Linked DNA regions of Homo sapiens: regions 1, 2, 3 and 5 are each linked to region 4. Evidence: chromatin contacts called from ENCODE Hi-C or POLR2A ChIA-PET data. All regions are on one chromosome and are shown on one strand. Each heading gives the region's core, a stretch centred on a gene start or an enhancer-like site at or near the end of the contact. The rest is flanking DNA. Distances are from core to core; before and after follow the strand shown. Region 1 holds the start of LINC01506 (long intergenic non-protein coding RNA 1506). Region 2 holds the start of RFK (riboflavin kinase). Region 3 holds the start of VPS13A (vacuolar protein sorting 13 homolog A). Region 4 holds the start of ZFAND5 (zinc finger AN1-type containing 5). Region 5 holds the start of TJP2 (tight junction protein 2).

Region 1 (2,700 bases), core at 201-2,700, 3.8 Mb after region 4:
ACCCCAAGCACCAGTTAATACCAGAGGAATTTGAAGCCAGTAGTGCACTGAAGGGAACCATAATAACAACAAAACCCAAACTCAGCCCAAATCTTGACTAGATTTGCTCAACTCCCTACACCGAGAGGTGAGCAATGGCAGAGTTGTGCCCATGTTCAGGCATGGCATATCTACTGTTTATCTCAGTCTCTACTATCCTACACACAGTACCTAGCAGTCAATAAAAAATTACAAGGAAAAAAAAGTAAGAGAAAAAAAGGTCTTGGACCCAGTGGTTTTATGAGGGAGTTCTACTAAATCTTTGAGCAACACATATTTTGCTATCACTTAAGTTATTCAAGAGTATTAAAACTAGGAAGTGGAGAAAAGGGAAACAGAATATTACAGAGAATTTCATAAAGTGGGCACAGAAACTGCTTCCTATTTACAAGTCCCTGCCCATCATGCCAGGTGGTGTCAATGCAGGCAGTCAGATTCTGCCCTGGCTTGAGGCTTCTGCTCTGATCCAAAGTGGCCATGGAAGTGTGGTCTTTTCAGTTTTCCAAGGATCCCCAAAGAAATTAAATTTGTTCTGGCTTATTTGTGGATTAAATTGACCTCCCTCTAGAACAAAATTTATCTTTCTGTTTGGCCAATAGACAGGACCAAATTTCCTCACCACAACTTTATTTACAGAAACAGGCTGCTGCCCCATGAGCCATATTCTGCCAATTAGATTTTTTAAAACATTGCTGGAAAATATGATTTTTCTTGATTACTAAGTTCCACCCTCCCCACCCCCTATAACCCCCAACAAATTTTGCACTTTAGGCAACTGCCCCATAGTTCCACCTAGTCCTGGTCTCCACAGAGTCCCCTGGCCCAGAGACCCACTAGGTTCCACCCAGGGTGAGTGGGGCCTCACGTGCTGCTCTCACATCAGCTTACCTTACTGTGCCATGCACTTTGTGAGAAGCTGTTCTTTGCCAACCAAAAAAAAGCCTTCATATAAATCTTCTCCTGAGTGGGGGAAGAGGAGGGAGGGTGGACAGTTTCAAAAGCAAAGAAAACAAGAATGGAAAAGAGGAGGAAGTGGCCAGTGCTCAGTGAACCCTCAAGTGTGAAAGGCTAATCCAGAAATCACTCAGTAATCACCACCGTGAAATCAGGCAGGGCTGACATCTCTTGCTACGCCTATGCGCCCCTTCCCTGCCTCCCACAAAGCCTCACTTCCTAAACCAAAGTGACCTTCTGAAATCTGGCCAGTCTGCCTCAGCTCTTGGCCCCATGTCCCTCCTATGCAACAGCTTCTACACACCATTAGTTTCCTTCCAAAGTCCCCACTGACTTCTCATTCACAGCAATGCTCTTCCTGTTTTCGAAACAAGGGTATTGGCCCATGTGCCTGGTAAACAGAAACTAGAGTGCATAGGGCTGTGAGAAGTTCTAAGGCATTTGTGTATTGCACCGGAGACTGAAAGAAGGGTGAGGTTTTGGGGGCTCTGATGTGCAAGGTAAGGCACTCAGTGTTCAGAACAATCCTCATGGATCTGTCATGCTCAAAGGAACAGTGTTGAAAGAGTGATTATGGTTTAAGATAATTTGGCTGTCAACCAAATAACATGTTGTTGCTTACTGCTATGTCAGACACTTCTGCTGATTGGTGAATTTTTTTTTTAATTTATTTTTATTTTTTTATTTTTCGAGATGGAGTCTCTCTTAGTCGCCCAGGCTAGAGTGCAGTAGTGCGATCTTGGCTCACTGCAAGCTCCGCCTCCCGGGTTCAAGCCATTCTCCTGCCTCAGCCTGCTGAGTAGCTGGGACTACAGGTGCCCACCACCACGCCCGGCTAATGTTTTTTGTATTTTTAGTAGAGATGGGGTTTCACCATGTTAGCCAGGGTGGTCTCTATCTCCTGACCTCGTGATCTGCCCATCTCGGCCTCCCAAAGTGCTGGGATTACAGGCATGAGCCACCGCACCCGGCCTGATGGGTGAATTTTTAAGAGGAAGAATAATAAGCAAATAGACTAGTTTAAAAGCAAGGTATCATTTCCTTGGTGGATCTCTTGAGAAGGAGATGGAAACAGTGATGGGGGACTTTGGCTTGGCCTCCACTGAGTCCCAGAACTTTTCTCTCTAGAGGTGTGAACCATACCCCTCCAGCGTATCCATTTTCCCATCAGTTTCATACTGTCTGTGAACTTTGGTGAATCATCAGTCTCTCTCTTCTGCAGTGTTGCCACCTTTAAATGGCCCCTTACTCTCATAATCAGTGCTGAGTAGTGGCAAGGGGGAGAAAATGGAAAAGTTGGCATGGGAGAGAAGGCAGATCCAGAAGATAGGATACAGCTCAGGTAAAGGGCCAAAGGTCTCCTGAAATGACTCTTCAAGGCAACTTCTTAGTGTTTGACTGCCTCTTTCTTACATTCTTTTTATTTTGCCCCAGCCCTGAGAATGTGGCCTGATTTTCTCTTCTGTTATTACAACTGCTCTTCTGCTTGAGTTTCTTCTACACCTTCAAGATGGCTGAAGAACAAGACGCTTTCTCTCCATGTCTATGCTGTTTCACTGTGAGTAAAGCAAGTGTACATCTGCTTTCATTTCTTTTTTTCAAAAATGTTATTACTACTAGTGAGTGTGGGGAAAGAGGGCATACTGCAACATAAATAGGAGGGAAACTGCAAGTAATAAAAATTGTTTAAAATTACAAGTAATTGGT
Region 2 (2,700 bases), core at 1-2,500, 4.0 Mb before region 4:
CTTCCCTTCCCTTTTCTTCCCTTTCACTTTCCCTTCCCCTTTCCTTTCCCTTCCCTCCCTTCCTTCTTCTTCTCTAGTTCTTTTAAGGGGTGAGGGTGTCTCACTGTGTCGCCCAGTCTGGAGTGCAGTGGCGTTATCATAGCTCAGTGCAGCCTCGACCTCCTGGGCTCAATCAATCCTCCCGCGTCGGCCTCTCAAACTACTGGGAATACAGGCGTGAGCCACCAAGCCTGGCCTAGAACATAAATTTAATATCAGGTAAATCTTATCAGAGATGCATACATGTAAGGTAGAAAGAGACTACACGGTCTGCACAGAATTTTATACAAATGTATAGAGCAAAAAAGAAAAAAATTAAACTTCTCTGGATTCCATTGATTAAAAATTTAAAAAAATAAATAAAAAACTTCTTTGTCTTCGAGACGTTAAGAGGATGCACCTTCTTATAACCTTGCACCCTGCATATCCTGTGAGTGAGCCCAGAGCTACTTCCCTAGGAGCGTGCGTATTTACAGTTCCGAGGGTACGAAGGCCTCTATCTGCATTGCAGTAGAGGGACGGCCTGTTATCGGGCTTGTGAAATTGTCAAGAAGACAGCCTGGAGGGGACAGTCACCGCCCATGTCGGTAACCTTCCACTAGTCTCTGGGGTTAACAGCGTCACAGACAGGGACTTCTCCCTTGGAGCTTACATTCGAATATATTAATAACTCCAGAACGTGGTCAGTGGTCCTGGAGGACGACCGCTTCTGGTAGGGCGGCCAGGAAAAGCCTCTGTGAAGAGGCGATCTTTGAGCTGAATTTTGGAGCTTTAATAAATACTTAAAGAGCGAACGGAACGAGCGATGCCTGACGTTCAACCCAGCGGTTGCCAAGGAGCTAAAGAGCGTCTCACTTTGGCTTCCGGATTGTTATGAACAGGAGGAAGGAGAAAAAAAAACCAGAATTGTTCGAGAATTGTGCTTTCGCGGCTCTCAGGCTGAAAACGGGGTTTCCACATTAGTTCCCATCGCCAGGGGCTGAAACGAAGCCCGGGATCCAGACATTAGGCGCCTGGGGCGGGAGCCTGCAGCGGGAGCTTGCGGCGGGAGCCGGGCGAGGCAGCGGCGGGGCGGGGCCATGATGGGGCGGGGCTACGGAAGCCGAGCGGGCTCGAGGCGTTCGGCTGAGGAAGGGAGCGCACGCCGGCGGCGCGGAGGCCGGCTCTGCGCTTCGGGCCGCCCCCTCCCCCCACCCCGCTCACACCCGGCACTTACTTCGGCTGTCTCCGCTGCCCTCCAGCGGAGACGCAGCTCCTCAGGCGCCCGGCGGTATTTGTTGGGTCGGCGGCGTCAGGGATTCGCAGTGGCCTGTGGTCGGCGTCGTCCGGCCACTGGTGCGCCCCCGCGGCAGGCAGAGCTCACGCTCCTGTCCCCCGGCTGGTCCGGGGTCTGGGCGCCGCGTCGACGGCGGCTCCGCAGGACGCGCAGACCGGGCCGCAGCCCATTCCCCGAGCGGACTGCATTATGAGGCACCTGCCTTACTTCTGCCGGGGTCAAGTGGTGCGGGGCTTCGGCCGCGGCTCCAAGCAGCTGGGCATCCCCACAGGTGAGAGCAGGGCGGCCAGAGTCCCCCGGGCCGGGTCACGTGGGGAGCGGGGAGAGACGGCAGCCGGGGACTTGGGACCGGGGCGTGGGGCCTCCGGACCGCGGGCAGAGAGCACACCCTTCCTCCTCCCGCATCCCCTTGTCTGTGGCGGAGGACCGTTGGCTCGGTTGAGGGAGCTTGTCCCTGCTTCTGGCTCCGAGCTCCGCGGGGACGGGGTTGAGGGGTGGTGAGGGCCGGAAGCCCGAGATGAATCGCAGGATTCCCCGTTCACGCCTCCTTGGCCAGCCAAGGTACAGTTGGTCAAGCATTGCGCTTGTCTTGCCCATTAGAGACGTAACGTGGGCCAGAACGGCTGAACTCGCAAGCCGGGTCTAAGGTGGTTTTGTTTTTAATTTGTAATTATGTAATGTCCAAATGATAACATAGGTAGTTGAATGAGAGTCAGCTAACCTTCTTGGTCTGTCTACATTAATTTCAATAATCGAGACCTGACTGTAATTCATCCTTAGAAATACATGCCAGAGCTGCGTCTTGACTTGTTAAGTCAGCCTTGAGCTTGTGTATTTGAAAAATAAGAAGCTTTGGCCGGGCGTGGTGGCTCACGCCTGTAATCCCAGCACTTTGGGAGGCCGAGGCGGGCGGATCATCTGAGCTCAGGAGTTCGAGATCAGCCTGGCCAACATGGTAAAACCCCGTCTCTGCTAAAAATACAAAAATTAGCTGGGCATGGTGGCGCGTGCCTGTCATCCCAGCTACTCGGGAACCTGAGGCAGGAGAATCGCTTGAACCCAGGAGACGGAGGCTGCAGTGAGGCGAGATCGTGCCACTGCCCTCCAGCCTGGGCGACAGAGTGAGACACCGTCTCAAAAAAAAAAAAAAAAGAAAGAAACTTTTCAGGTGATTCAGTACCTGGTTAGGAAAGAACAGATCTGAAAAAATCCATCTACTCTGGTACTTGTTTTTTGCATCCTACTCAAAGAGTATGGATTTTTTTGGAGAGCTTTATATACTTACCTGGTACTTTATTCATAACCTATTCACATGAATAGGAGAGGGAAATCTGAGCCGGAAAATGGAAGGATGGGATTGATACTTACAGGCAAAGTTGTAGGAG
Region 3 (2,700 bases), core at 27-2,526, 4.8 Mb before region 4:
CACACACAAAATTAACCCTCACTTTGGCCTGGGAAATTCATTTCACAAAGGAGTCTAATTTCTAGCGGGTGTTTAAAATAAACAAGCGCATAATGCAAAAACAGATGGAAACACTAAAAATGAGGCTCTCACTAAGGCAGAATACCACACTAAACGGACACAAGGAAAGCTCGGTCCTTCACCACCTAGGCAGCGTAGGGCCCTGTTCAGCCCGGTCTTTTGCAGGTCTGAGACGTTGCACCGCACGCCCTGGTTTTTCTTTAAAATTCGGCAATTCACTCTGACCCACATATCCTAAAGTCTTGAAAATGTTACACATTCCTAGGTCAGGCTGTTAACTGCAACCACACAAGCAACTGTTTGAGTTACTTTGCACTTGAGTTTCCTTTTTGTTATCCGCCGAACCCAGGCGAGAGAGAGCCGGCGTCCGGGTCCTAGGGCCGGAAGGGGGAGAGCAGAAAGCACCACGGGTGAAGCCAGGAATTGAGGCTGGGGAAGCAAGGAAGCGGGCGTCCCCGGTCACAGCGCCCTGCCTTCACGTGCGAGGCAGCATGCAACACGCGGGGGATTTCTGGGGCCTTCGTCATAAACCCAGGGGGGCAAAGGACAGGGATGGGACCCAGCCCAGGAAGGCGTCGTCTCGCCTCCTCGCCCCGCGCGGCTAAAGCCGGACCGTGCGGGGCCAGGGGTAGAGAACGGCCCCTCGCCGGGACTTGAACGCCAGACCCACGGAGCCCACGGCAAGTCCGCTCCGCTCGGAAAATATAGACCTTTTCATCCCGCACTCATGACCCTCTCCTTTCCCCCAAAATATAAACAACTCGAGGGCGGAGGCCAGGGAACTGCCGCCCGGCTTTACGTAACTTGACCCACAGGCGGGCGGCGGCAGGTGGCTGCACCCGGCGAGCAAGGTGCTCGAAGCCCCGAGAACGCAGGACGCCGCTCGGGCAGCGAGACGGCCGGGAAGCACGAGAGGCCGGGGAGCGGCGGCGGCGGCCTCCTTACCTTTCCAGATGCCCAGAGAGAGCTGGGACGTGTCCAAGTCCACCACATAGTCCCCCAAGAACCGGTTCAACACGTCCACGACCACCGACTCGAAAACCATGTTCCTCAGCCGTGGTGGGCACGGCAGCCGGCCCGTGCGCTCCTCCTCCCGCCGCCTTCCCCACGCCCCTCCCTCGAGGTAATTCGGTTCACCGGCTCCGGGGCGGCTTCAGCTGCGGCGCCCCCGCTGGCCCAACGCGCAGCCCTAGCGAGCCCAGCGAGAGACGGAGGCGGTCGCTCTCACGACGCGTGCGCAAGTCTGCGCGCGGCTGGAGGCGGAGCGCGGCGCAGACCTGGGCGCGCAGCCCTGAGAGGGAGGAAAGGCGGCTGCGCGGCCGCGGCTCTGGAGGGTGCCCTTTTCGCGCCGAGCCCGGCTCCTCTTTCCTGTCGGCCCCGCCTCCTCCCCATCGCCTGGCAACGGGACACCGGTCTGGAGCTACCGGATTTTTTCCGACCCCGCCCCCTCCTGCAGATCAGCGTCCCCAGCGGCCCCCCAGGGCGGGGCGGTTACGCCCGACGGGAACGCCCCTCCCCCTAGAAGGTGGTGGCCGCTTCCACGCGTATGACAGGGCTCGCCCCTGAGTAAGGGTGGGCGGATCCCAGCCCCGTCGCCAGAAGCTTCAAGGGGGCTGTCCCAGGGAGCATCTCCCCTCATCATTACAGGGTGGGAGGGTCCAGCCAGCCTGGGTGTCTTGGTGCCTGTAACCTCCCCGCCTGGTCCTCCGACCGCCTGGCTCTCAGGAGGAGTTAACTTCCTGCTGCGAGTCGAGGATGGAGTTACATAGTCCCTGCCCTGCATCTGAGATGAGCACCCATTTTTGGTCAAGTCATTTATACGGAGCTGTCTTTCATTCCAAAGAGTAACACGCTTCCCTGCAGATAAGAGTTGGAGTCAGCCGGTCTGGAAACTGCTGAACACCCTCCAAGAAATACTGGGAGTGCTGGACCCTTGACCCCTATGCCTCCACCGAACCACTGACCTAAAATAAATTACAATTACAGATCTTTCGACCTGTTTGGTCTTACTTAGAAGTAATCCCAAAGGCCTGAGGTCACAGAGATGCTAAATGTGAGGTTTAGAGAACTGTAATTAATCATCTGCAGGACCGAAAAAGTGTACATTGAGCGTTTTCTCTTTACACGTTAAATGAATAATGATGGATTTCTATTAATTCCTGTGTCATTTTACTACTTTTTGTGCATAGTCACCGACTTTTCAAAATTAAATGTTTAGGGTGTGCCTTTGCAAGTAGAATGCCTGACAAAAACTGTAAGTTTTTACCTGAGTTTATGAATGTTTTTCATATAATTTTATATTTGAAGGACCTTTATGAGGTCTCCAACCTCCTAGTCTTAAATATAATGAAGCTGAAGTGTTAGGGATGTGTGCAAGGTCATACAACCAATGTTCTGTGGAAGAACTGGAACTTGGCCCTTCTGATTGGCTACCACCCCACCTGCTTCTCTCTCATTCAGCTAACAGTCTGCTTCAGAATACCTGCACGGAGAAACGAATAGAGGCTAAAATGCCTAGGAAGGGGAAGAGCTCTACATAATGAGGCATTTTGCCATTGCACTATTAATAAGAAGCCAGATACACAGTAGCTGCAAAATTCCGCTGTTATATCTAGCGCTGCAAATTCAAAGTTACAAGAA
Region 4 (2,700 bases), core at 192-2,691:
TTAAGGAAATAAATTGCAGTGGTCGTGGGACCAGTGACCCAAACTACTTAAATCTCTAATACATTAATTGATCACAGTAATAAACCCGAATTTGTTAAAAAACAAAACAAAAGGTTGTTATGCTCCAGGTACTTTGCTAACTGTGGCGGAGAACTGTTTGATTTGGCAGTGGTGGCTCAAGCTATCAGTATAGCATTCCCCCAAATACAGATTATAAATAAGGACCACCTGAAGCGCAATATGGGCCCCCCCCCACCCCCGCTCCCACCCCGGAACAACCAAAACCATATCCAGGGGAGATGCGTAGGAATCTTTAATCACCCCAGGTGATTTTTTTTCTGATTACCAACTTTGAGAAACACTGAAGGGACCTCTTCTCCATTCTATATGTGGCTAATATAAACCCTAAACATCATTTCTATGTATTCGTTAGACCGTTGTTTACTAGAAAATTTCAGAAGTCCTTTCCGACTTAGTAATTTTGTTATTTTGAGTTGAACTGAAATTCACTTGGAGCGGTCAGTTGAAAATGTTTTTTGTTTGTGCTCTGAAAAGGTTCCCAGTGTTCCGGGTAAAGTCATCCTTTCACCCATGGGGGACCTGTGCCTCGTGCCTGAACTGCCCGCCTAGTACCTCCCCCCTTGAACTTCCTCTCGCAAGCCTCCTCCTCCCGCTTCATCTGGGCCTCGGGTCTAGCTTGTTTTGTCCCTTCGCGGCTTTTGAGTAGAACATTTGGTGCTTTCCCAGTTCACGACGCTTTGCTGGAATCGTCAATTTCCAGGGATTTCACAGGCTGGCCAAAACAGTTTGTTCAGAACAGCGCCGCCGGGGCATTGGCAGCCCTGGGCGGCCGCGCGTTTCCTCACTCCGCACAACCACCCGTGACCTTGGGCGAGCGAACGCACGCCGCCAGCTGCGTCAGGGCCACGCTCGGGCTGGACTTCGGAGCTCAAAATGGGTGTGGGGAGTGAGGAGGTTTCATAAACAGAAAAGACCTCGAAGCCATAAGGCAATTCTTTTCCTTTTCTGGGGGTGAATCCTTACGATTCTTGGGGGAGGGAATGTCTGCCCAGGGCTGGAGACAAAGCGTGAGAACTAGGATGGCGAAAAACGGGTTTGAATGAGAAAATCCGAAGGAGGGAGGCTGAGGGCGGACAATTGGGTTAAAAATAGAAACGCATCCTCCACAGGACTCGCTCTTCCCAGCTCCACCCTAGGGGCCGACTGCCAGGCCAGTGGCTGGGCTCCGCGAGAAGGCACAGCAACCCGTCTCGGCCCCGCCTCCTGGACCTACTGACAGGGCACCGGGGGCGTGGCCTTGGGCCCGCGACGTCACCGCGCTCCCCGCCGCCGCCGCCGCCGCCGGGGTTTTCGCTGACGCACGGGTCCCGCCCCCTCCCCCTCTTTTCCCTCACAGCCCGGGCGCCGGGCGGCGAGTGCGTTAGTCGGCCGGGACGCGGAGCTGTGTGCATCTCCTACGCGGGCTCGCTCGCTCCCGGGAGCCGCGCAGCTTCCCCGGCGGTGGCAGGAGCGGCGAAGAGCGCCATCAGCGGGCCCTTACGGCCCCAGGCCTCGCGGCGCGCGGTCCGCTCGCCCTCCTCGTCCGCCCAACCTGCGGCCTGTGGAGGCGTGAGGCGACGACAGGCGAGCGCCTCGAGCAGCGTTAGCCGCTGCGGCCGCCGGTCCTCCCTCCACCTCCTCCTCGGCCCCCCCTCGCTTCCCTCCTCCCACTTCCCGAGCTCCGGCGTGTCCCGGCCACGCTCGACGCTGCTGCAGGAACAAAGGAAGACCCCGCGGCGGCGGCGGCGCCACCTCCGCCTGCTGCTCCGACCCGCTCCCGGCCCGCGGCGGCGGCACCAGGGCGCCCGGCTCAGCCTTCCCGGAGGCCTCGGCCCGGCCTCATCGTGCCGGCTTCGCGCGCGAACCCGGCTTTCGCATTTGGGACCCTGCAGGGTGAGTGATACGGGGCTGCGGGTGGGAGCCGGGCTCCTTGTTGCCGGGCCGGGGGCGGGAGTGAAGGGACCGGGGCGCCGCGGGCCAATGGCGAAGCCGGAGCAGGCCGCGGATGGCGGCGTCCGGGGGAGGGGAGCCCGCCCGCCAGCCCAGGAAGCACAAAGACGGAGGCGTCATCCTGTCGTCGTGGCCCGAGACCTGGCTCCCGGCGTCCCTGGCTCGCTCCACAGCACGGTCGGGAAACAATGCACGGCGTGCCGCCTCTGCGGGGCCGGCCTCTAGGCCGCTCGCCTCCGCGGCGGCGCCCGGCGTGGGCACCACGACCCAGAGAAACAAAGAGGCCGAGGCGGCGGCCGCGCCCCCTGCCCGTTGCAGCCCCCCCTAGCTCTCCCCTAAGAGGAGCCGTTCGGGGTCGGGGGTCGGGGGTCGGGGATCCGCGTGGGGCCTGCAGGCGAAGGGCTGGCCGGGCCTGCTGAGCTGCTGTTCTGCATGACTCAGTGGTTTTCGGAGAGGGCCCTGTTGGGCTTTATTGAGTGAGGCCTTTGCTTAGAGGGGGATGGGGTATCAGTGGGACCCGAACTTGTTCCAAAATCCATTGGAACATGGGGCCGGGGGTTCTCGGCGTCGTCTTTTGGGCTTCTCGACGTCGCTGCGTTTTTATCCTGAGATCCGTTTTCATGGAGGAAATGGAACACCTCCTTTGTTTGGTGCATTTAGGCTGATGAATGTGAAATTTTTTGCTCGCTT
Region 5 (2,700 bases), core at 43-2,542, 3.2 Mb after region 4:
TTCATCCTCTCAAGCAGGATATGCAGTGGTACTTTGCTACAAATACATTTACCACTACGAATTTCTCACTTCAAGCGATCTCCTGCCCAGGTGTGTGCTCTCAGAAAATTACATCTCTTTCTGAATTACGCTGGCAAAGGTGGACCTGTTTTCCCAAAAGGACCGTCAGCACACCCAGCACAGACCACCTGGGGAGCTGAAGAAAACGACCTCCCTCCCTCCTCCCCGCTGGGATTCCCCGGGCTGAGAGCGTGAGTGAGAAGCGCAAGGCAGTTTCTATCATGGGATGACTCTCCGCTGGGAACTTCAGGGAAACCACAACCATCATTACTCAGGCCAGACAGCTGCCAGAAAAGCAGCCTAGCCTAAGAACTGAAGCTGAAATAGAGGTGGGAGGCTGTATTCCATTACTAAGCGCGGGAGCACTCACTCCCAAGTTTGTCCACATTTCAAGAATGTTAAAACCCTGTGGTAGAAATCCCTGATTATTTATAACTTAAACTACCGTGTAAAAGCAGAAACTTGACAAATGAAGACATAAAAAGAACTGGTGACAGGTAGGCTAGTACTAGAATACAAAGCATTCATCACACTCCTCTTTTGTGGGTCCTTCCAAACCTCCATCCCCATTCCCTACTGGAAAAAAAAAAAAAAAAAAACAACTTTTACTTCTATTACAGACGCAGCTGATTGAAAGGGAAAAGGGATTCTGCTCTGTGATGAGTTTTCAGTTTCTCTCACGTACACAAGCCTGTAACTTTGCATCAATACCGAGTGTGGTTTGAAATAGAGAAGGAAAACACAAAGACATGCAAGCGACACAACAGACACGAGATGCCTCCAAGCCAGCAGAAATCCAGGACACCGGGTTCAAGACAGTGTCCCCTACTCGCGCCTTAATCTCCAGCCCAAGTGACTTCAGAGTAAAGGTTCCAGGAGCCCCGGAGGCCACGAGTCATCAGCCCGGACGGTGAAACCTACCCCTCCCCTGCGTCCCACGTCCGGATGGGAGAATCCCAGCTTCCTACGGCGCATCGGGGAACAACTTCAGAGCAGCACGCGAGCAGAGCCCCCAGCGCTCCCACGCTCACGCTCACGACCCTCCTCCCAACCGCGCGGCACAAGGAGGCACTTACGCGGAGCCAACCTGACAGCTCCCGCCGGGGTGGAAACCCGCGGTCTCCTCGCACCGGCATTTCGGACACAGGTCCCGCGTAGGCGCGCAGCTCCGGACCCCGCTTCTGCTTCTGCTCCTGCTCCTACTCCTCCTGGGCACCACCGGACAGTGCTCTGACCCGCAGCCCAACCGCCGGGGTGCCGACCCGCGGGGACCCACCCCTTTGTCCCTCCTCCCGCGGCGGCGGCGGCGTCAGCCCGCCCCCGACCCGAGCGTGGCGCCTCCGCGCTGGCCGCCCGGCCCGGGAAACTGTCAAATTGGCCGCTACCACCCACGCGCCTGCCGGGGAAGGGCTCGCCGGCGCCGCGCCTTCGAGGCTCCTGCGGCGAACCGCGTCACGCGCGACTCCTGGCCGGGGGCGGGAGGCGGCGGCGGCGGCAGGAGAAGCCCAAGGCCCGAGCGGCCCGCAGCCCCCACGCCTGCACCCCTCCACCCCCGCCAGCCCGATGGTTCGCTCCGCGGCGTGCACTGGAGCAAGCAGGTCCCGCTCCGAGCGCGCGCGCTCTGGGAAGTGCTGCAAGTTTGGAGACCTGGAGTGAGCTCCGGGCGCTGCTGGCCCGACTGTCCGCGGTGTTTCCCCGGTGAGGTCGCGGGGGCATCCTGTAGGAAGACTTTTTGGCGAGGTTCGCAGGGCCTCACACAGGCAGCTTCAGTTCTCCTACGAAGAGTCGAACTGGGAAAACCTCAAAGTTTTAGGTCCTGTCTAGAGGCCTGCCCGGCTAACCAACACATACACGGCCTTGTACCCCACATTTCTCAGCCCAACAACTGCCTACCCGAATTCCGAGGGTTATAAGATGTTCGTATTAAATATTAAAACAGGACTTTTCAGGACAATATATTCCAGGTTATCTCTTTGGCACATTTCCAACAACTCCAATAAAGAGATTGAAACTCCTCTCCCATCATCAGCTTATAAAAGGTTGCCAGTAGGTCACAAGTGCTTATCTGACAGGATTCATCTAATGCAATTCAGTGTGCTTATTCCTTTCGAAGTCCTCCATGTGCAAAGAATTGTGCAGTGACGTTAAGTGTCTTTATTTTAAGAGCATATAAATTAATTTGGAGAATCCAAACAGGTACCGATTAAAAATATAACCTTGGGTTTGAAATCTTAAAAAACCATCTTGTAAGAGAATAGTTTTGCCTGCCCTGCTCTTCCCTTAATTGGAAAGCAAAACTCGTCCTAGGCTCACAAGTAGAAGGTAAAAGGTGTGGTCTGTCCCAGAGGAGATGCAGATGCTGGGCTCTCTCCCTGAAAAGTTGCTTCACTTCCTGCCTGATCAAAACAAGTCTAGAAGTTTCGTGGAAAAACAAGTCCAGTAGATGCCTCTCCAGAAGTGTTATGCTTCTGGACTCCTTTGGAGTAACTAAGTCCACGCCTCTGGATAAAAAGCACTGTGAGTAACGTTTCCCACTTTGCCTCGAGTCTCCGGACTTAGACATTTTGGTTGTATTCCTGATGTAAGGCATTGCTCTCCTGATCTAAGCACCTATTTATAAAATGTTTCCCAAATCTGGCC

Evidence for each region. A loop is a pair of places that touch in the nucleus more often than their neighbours do. ChIA-PET counts read pairs that join two places held with the same protein, here RNA polymerase II (POLR2A). Pooled maps may share reads with other maps.
Region 1: a map with no recorded cell type shows a loop between it and region 4 (7-fold over the local background). The contact joins the promoter of LINC01506 here to the promoter of ZFAND5 in region 4. A Hi-C loop is called at or near these places in 1 of 37 single-sample maps with no recorded cell type and 1 of 50 pooled maps. POLR2A ChIA-PET finds 5 or more read pairs at or near these places in 1 of 52 experiments (GM12878).
Region 2: a map of CD8-positive, alpha-beta T cell shows a loop between it and region 4 (30-fold over the local background). The contact joins the promoter of RFK here to the promoter of ZFAND5 in region 4. A Hi-C loop is called at or near these places in 4 of 168 maps with a recorded cell type or tissue (CD4-positive, alpha-beta T cell, CD8-positive, alpha-beta T cell and naive thymus-derived CD4-positive, alpha-beta T cell), 1 of 37 single-sample maps with no recorded cell type and 14 of 50 pooled maps. POLR2A ChIA-PET finds 5 or more read pairs at or near these places in 1 of 52 experiments (activated B cell).
Region 3: a loop to region 4 is called in a map of B cell, with 27 times the contacts of the local background. The contact joins the promoter of VPS13A here to the promoter of ZFAND5 in region 4. A Hi-C loop is called at or near these places in 4 of 168 maps with a recorded cell type or tissue (B cell, CD8-positive, alpha-beta T cell and naive thymus-derived CD4-positive, alpha-beta T cell), 1 of 37 single-sample maps with no recorded cell type and 15 of 50 pooled maps.
Region 5: a loop to region 4 is called in a pooled map, with 6 times the contacts of the local background. The contact joins the promoter of TJP2 here to the promoter of ZFAND5 in region 4. A Hi-C loop is called at or near these places in 2 of 168 maps with a recorded cell type or tissue (IMR-90 and ascending aorta) and 9 of 50 pooled maps.

The regions. Positions count from the first base shown.
Region 1 is chr9:68,545,352-68,548,051 of GRCh38, reverse strand. It overlaps LINC01506 (long intergenic non-protein coding RNA 1506), which reads left to right and starts at 1,450. Exons shown (of 4, transcript NR_109769.1): 1 at 1,450-1,493; 2 at 2,216-2,335; 3 at 2,428-2,551. All of the region lies in intron 2 of TMEM252-DT (TMEM252 divergent transcript), which reads right to left.
Region 2 is chr9:76,392,976-76,395,675 of GRCh38, reverse strand. RFK (riboflavin kinase) reads left to right here and starts at 1,250. Exons shown (of 4, transcript NM_018339.6): 1 at 1,250-1,586. The coding sequence starts at 1,505. It also overlaps a transcript of GCNT1 not described here. RefSeq lists enhancers at 592-831, 1,009-1,303, 1,166-1,979 and silencers at 1,112-1,171, 1,192-1,271, 1,312-1,801.
Region 3 is chr9:77,176,110-77,178,809 of GRCh38, reverse strand. VPS13A (vacuolar protein sorting 13 homolog A) reads right to left here and starts at 1,276. Exons shown (of 72, transcript NM_033305.3): 1 at 1,006-1,276. The coding sequence starts at 1,105. It overlaps VPS13A-AS1 (VPS13A antisense RNA 1), which reads left to right and starts at 893. Exons shown (of 2, transcript NR_026668.2): 1 at 893-1,183; 2 at 1,904-2,054. RefSeq lists silencers at 111-280, 1,263-1,557, 1,319-1,648 and an enhancer at 1,263-1,557.
Region 4 is chr9:72,363,949-72,366,648 of GRCh38, reverse strand. It overlaps ZFAND5 (zinc finger AN1-type containing 5), which reads left to right and starts at 1,441. Exons shown (of 7, transcript NM_001102420.3): 1 at 1,441-1,953. RefSeq lists silencers at 1,203-1,582, 1,593-2,422 and enhancers at 1,030-1,734, 1,735-2,438.
Region 5 is chr9:69,172,869-69,175,568 of GRCh38, reverse strand. It overlaps TJP2 (tight junction protein 2), which reads right to left and starts at 1,292. Exons shown (of 23, transcript NM_004817.4): 1 at 1,137-1,292. The coding sequence starts at 1,196. RefSeq lists an enhancer at 194-383 and a silencer at 1,274-1,703.